Linked DNA regions of Mus musculus: region 1 is linked to region 2. A link is a contact called in ENCODE Hi-C or POLR2A ChIA-PET data. All regions are on one chromosome and are shown on one strand. Each heading gives the region's core, a stretch centred on a gene start or an enhancer-like site at or near the end of the contact. The rest is flanking DNA. Distances are from core to core; before and after follow the strand shown.

What was found. Hi-C counts contacts between places; a loop is a spot of excess contacts on that map. ChIA-PET counts read pairs that join two places held with the same protein, here RNA polymerase II (POLR2A).
Region 1: a map of heart shows a loop between it and region 2 (2.8-fold over the local background). The contact joins the enhancer-like site here to the promoter of Lncpint in region 2. A Hi-C loop is called at or near these places in 1 of 37 maps with a recorded cell type or tissue (heart). POLR2A ChIA-PET finds 5 or more read pairs at or near these places in 1 of 5 experiments (embryonic stem cell).

Annotation. Positions count from the first base shown.
Region 1 is chr6:31,641,221-31,643,920 of GRCm38, forward strand. No RefSeq gene overlaps it. Among named protein-coding and RNA genes, the nearest start is that of Gm13846, 8.4 kb to the right of the region's middle. Within about 2 kb of position 1,376, at least 1 of the 3 ENCODE cell types and tissues checked has a DNase peak (open chromatin) inside an H3K27ac peak, as active enhancers do; it is heart, where a contact is called at or near this core.
Region 2 is chr6:31,217,026-31,219,725 of GRCm38, forward strand. Lncpint (long non-protein coding RNA, Trp53 induced transcript) reads right to left here and starts at 1,449. Exons shown (of 4, transcript NR_110471.1): 1 at 1,049-1,449.

The DNA.
Region 1 (2,700 bases), core at 126-2,625, 420 kb after region 2:
GAAGCTGGTCCTTGCTCCTCAGTCTCTAAGTGCTAGGATTGCATGGATTGCTTGTCTATGATACCACCCTCAGCCTAATTTTTTTTTTTTAAAGATTCTCTCTGTGTAGCCCTGTATAGCCTGGAACTTGCTATCTAGACCAATCTGACCTCAAGTTCACAGAGATCTACCTACTTCTGCCCCTGCCTCCTGCAAAAGGTTCTTTAAAACTATTTTTTTAATGTGTAACATAAAAAAACAATTTTTTAAATGTGTATGAGTGTTTTGCCTGCATGCATGTCCATGCCAGACATGCAAGCAGTACCCATGAAGGCCAGAAAAGGGCATTGTATCCCCTGGGACTGGACTTACAGATTGTTATGAATTGCCATGTGGGTGCTAGGAATTGAACCCAAGTCCTCCGGAAAAGCAGCCAATGCTCTTAACCACTGAGTCATCTCTCTCTCCAGTCCCTGCAATTAGTTCTTGAAGATGTGGAAACATCTTATTCTTTTTACATTTATATCTATGCAGTGGGCATGGATGCAGCGTATCTGTGGTGTGATACTTTCCTGAGGAGGGAGAAAGCAAGAAAGTCAGCTGTCTATACAGACTCTTTAGGAGGGCAGTCATGAAGAACCCAGAACTGAGATCTGTGGTGTGGATCCTTTCACGCAGTCAGATGGGCTGGGATGGATGGATGGATGGATGGATGGATGGATGAATCTCAAGCCTCCTTGTTTCTGAGCTTTAAGGTCCTCTCCTGTCTACCTCAGCCTGGGTAAACAGAGCCTTGTTATTCTAGGCACAGGAGGTATTTAAAAACTCGAAGCTGCATGGGGAGCAACTCAGGGTAAAAGGACTAGGTCTAGGCTGGGAAGTCCCTGAACTCTCAGTGATTCTCAACTTTCCTAATGCTGCCATCCTTTAATACAGCTCTTCATGTTGTGATGATCCCCTCCCCCGAAACGATTAAATTATTTTTCATTGCTACTTCATAACTGTCATGAATAATAAGGTAAATATTTTCAGGGATAGTTGTCAAAAGGGACACGACCCACAGGTTGACAGGTTCTCCCCATACTATGGCAACAAGACTAGGATATCAGAGGATAAAAGCCAACCTTCAGGCCTGAAGTGCCACTGCCCATTCTTGGGGAGTCCCTGCAGCACCTGTGTATCTTGATGGCTACACAGAGATAGGAGAGTCTCAGGCCTAAGGGAAGGGCCGACTCTGAAACAGCAAGTCTTGCGTTGGGTGGGTGGCACCAAGTGGGAGTTGGCAGCTGCGGGCCACCTGCTGGGTACCAACCTGTTTCCAGGGACACCAGGGTCCCTACGAGGGGAATCACGTGTGTCAGGCCCACCCTGCAGGCATCCTGATAGGAGAAGCCAGGACAGACCCGAGGTGGGTGGGACAGGCCAACACAGGAAATGCCTGCTGGGCCTAAAAATAGTGTGGGAGGGGACAGGAAACAGAAACTTTGGGCCAACATGGAAATGCTTTCTGAGCTGATCAGGAAATGAGGACTGGGGCGGTAGGGATCGCCACCACCCAGCTGCACTGCAGCCCCGCCCCCAACCCCTCTGCCTGGCTGAGTCTGTGCCTGGCTGGGGGTAGGGAAGGTTGCTTCCCAACGTCCTCTCCCTTTGTTTCGAAGCAGAGCCGTGTGCTGCAGAGCTGTAACCGCACGTAGATGTCATGCTGTACTTGGATGGCAGCCTGCTCTTCCCAGAACTGAGGTGGTGCCTGGGAAAGTGGGCCCAGCAGGGTGGTTCAGTGGGTAAAGGCACTTGGCGCCAAGCCCCATGGTCTGACTTCAATCGCTGGGACTCAACATGGTGGAGAGCCGACTCTTGCCAGTTGTCCTTTGACCTCCACACAACCCTGTTTTCCTCCCCCACATAAATAAATGTAATAAAAAATTTAAAGCTGGGGAAATAAACTCTGCAAGCAAGAAACTCAAGGGTCTTTGGGAAGGAAGAAATTGAAGGGTATTCAAAACTTCTCACAGTGAGGTCCTCTTGCCTGTGCAGTGAAGGCTTTGGGGTCCCCAGCCTAGACTGAACCCTAACCCAATCAGTTTAGACTCTGGAGTGGGATCAAACAACTGTGTGGAGGTCAGAGGATAATGTGGGGGAGGTTGGTTCTCCTGCTATGTGGGTAGATCCTGGGGACCAAACTCAGGTCATCAGGATTGGTGGCAAGCACATTTACCCACTTAACTATCTTGCCAGCCTCCAACTTTTTTAAAAATTAAATTAATTTTTTTATGTATATGAGCTTTTTTTGTCTGCATGTATGCATATATGACATGTGTGGGCCTGGTATCTGTAGAGAGCAAAGGGCACTGGGTCCCCTGGAGATGGAGTTAAAACTAGTTGTGAGGGGCTGGTGAAATGGGTCTGCTGTTAAGAGCAGTGGTTGCTCTTCCAGAGGTCCAGTGTTCAATTCCCAGCAATTGCATGGTGGCTCACAACCATCTACAGTGGTATCTGATGTCCTCTTCTGGCCTGCAGGTGTATGTGCAGCAGAACACTCATACACTAAATAAATACAATAAAAAACAAATAGAAAAGAAAAATAGCCGTGAGCCATGTATGAGTGCTAGAATCTGAACCTAGGTCCTCTGTAAGAGTAGTAATTGTTCCTGACTACCGAGCTGTGGGAGCCGCCCTCACATTCGCCATTACAAGATGGCGCTGACATCCTGTGTTCTA
Region 2 (2,700 bases), core at 199-2,698:
CTCTTGGTTTTAAAAGCAACCCCCCCCATACATAAGCGTTAGACTTAGCTCTACCTACGCACTCGCTTTGCCTCCCCCATGGTCTCCTACCAAATCCAAGCGACTTACCAAATCCAAATGCCCACCCTACACACCTGCTAGGTAACCTGCCTTCTGGAACCTCAAAGCCCCACCCATCCCGCCTGTGGGGGCAACCTGTGGTGGGGGGGAGTGAGGCAACACGATTAGGTAGTGATAGAGAGGGGGGACATACAACCCCCCATCTCCAGAGCAAGAGGACGCATCCTGCTTCCCTCCGCCAAAATAATAGCCGAAGTCAAAGCTCCGGCTTCCCAGGGGCTGCCTCTCCCCCCACCTTCCCCCTAGAACCAAAACGTCGCGTCCCTCCCAACCGCTCGCCCCCAGCCCTTACTTCTTGTTGACGGCCGAGGTGGGGGGGCGTGGGAGCCATGCATGAGTTGCCTCTAGGTTCGGGATGTTGGTCTCCTCTGAGTGAAGAGGTGGGATCTCGAAATGGAAACAGTCCTCCCTCCCCCCCCCCAACCCCCCCCCGCCGGTCCCTCCCCTCCTCCTCCTCCTCTTCGTCTGTTTACCTCAAGTTTGAATTTTATCTGCGCAACATTAGCTGGAATGCGGACATTGAAAAAAAAAAAAAAAACCACTCGCTCTCAACCCGGCAGCAGCTCCGGAGGAGCCATGTGGCATCAAGCCACCGCAAAGGGGAAAAAAAAGTGCTCTTAGCAACACAAACATGGCGAAATAGCTCCGACATGCCCGTTTCACGCAGCAACCCTACCTTCCTTCGCTCACCCGCCGAGCATCCTGGCCCGCTGCCTCAGGCCCCTTGTGGGGGACCGTAAGGGGGCCCCGGGGACTGCGAGGGTGGACGTCAAGAGAGTCCACCGGGAAAATAGCACAGATGACGCGCCAACCCATCTGCCTCACCGAGAGTGCGGGGACGCTTTTTCCACCCCCAAGGTGGGAGTTGAGCACCAAATCCTGTCCCCAAGTCCTGCTGGACCCGTTTTCCCCACCCTAAAGAACTTACCTTGAGGCTGAACACTACACCGCTTTGCTCTCTTTTCTGGTTCCTTCCTCTGGAGTGAGGAGGAAAATGATGCGCACGTAGATTCCGAGAGCGTATTCTTCTAGAATTTTCCCATGATGGTTGGTGGGGAGCGATGGGGACTCTGAGACAGGTGCGGGGCTGCCGGCTAAAAGTTGCTCAGCGCACCACGGTGGGCGACAGGGTCCCCGGAGCGGGCGGAGGACCCCCACTCTCTGTCCCTGGCGTCGCCCACTTGTCACGCCAGGCTGCTGCGTGCGCTCGGCTGCAGAGGAGGTGGCGTAGTTTCTCTTTCTCCCACCTCTTCTCACTTGTTTTGTAGCCGTGGGCTCCCCTAATGCTTTCCTCTCCACAATGTTGTTTCATTATATCATGTCCATCATGTGACACCGGAGAGGCCTCTCTATGGAAACTTAAAGGGGCTCCCACGTGACTGCAGCAGCAACAACAGCAGCAGGACCGCCGGCGGCGGCGGCGGCAGCATTTGTACCACCACCCACCAGGAGCCCCTCGAAGCATCCCGAAGGGGCTTGTGGCGCTGCGAAAGCCCAGATAAGGGAGCCACTGCATCCGGGAGCTATGGCGTCGGTGCGTGCGTGGAGCCAGTGCTCATTACACAGCAAGCGGAACAGGAGCGTCCTTAAATCCTTTCCTGCAGTCACCAAGCCCACGCTCTGTTAAAATGACATTTCGTGGTTCCTACTTTATTTTCCCCCAAGAGCTGTGAGTTCCCTATCAGGCCTGATTAAATTTTACAAAGTCAAAAAGAAAAGCCAGATTTGCCCTCTCAGTGAGCTCACTCGCAGATCGTTGGTAGAACAGAAATGCCCAGAAAATAACAACCAGAACCGGGCATTTGGTCCATAATTACCATCACTACCAGTTTCGGAGCTTTCTGGAATTACATTCCTCCGGTAACTGTTGATGATGCTCTCAAGAGGCAAAATGCAAGGCAGTTTTTCTCTTCCGCGGCTATATTAGGGCTTTGTTGCTGACAACAGTAAAAACTTGTTTGTGTCAGGAAGTGAGGTATGAAGCCATGACCTGTAAGGTACAGACAAAACCAAAGTGGCAGTTTGGGCACTACTTTTCTGACCACATTCTTCCAAATGGTGACAAGATGACTGCCATAAAATGCGTGCTTGGTTGGAAATAAGATGATCAGGGAAACATGCTTATCCCTTAATCATACTGTGCATGCTACACACTAGAAATTATATATACATATATATGCGTGTGTGTGGACAGAGCGCAAACGTGCATTTTCCTGATATTCCAAACCACCAATTCTGTCCCCACTGCTAGCATTTAACTTAAGTATTAGCGTTTAAAGGCTTATTCGTGTCTAGTGATGTATGGAAACTAAGTTTGAAGTCCTTAGTCTTAATGACTTGCAATGTATGTGTGTGCAAGGTGTGTGGGGGGGGGGGTCTACTTCGAATCGCAATTCTCTGTCTCTACATTTTTATGTACCATGGAAAAACATCCTATAAGTAAAATCTATGATTAAATTGCTATTTTTCTGTTGGTTCACACTTTTCCGTCTTTATAAGGAAAACGGGGTTGGCAGAATTGTGGAAAAAGGATAAGAAAACACTAACTCAGTAACTGAGGAGTGGGATGGGAGAGGACCA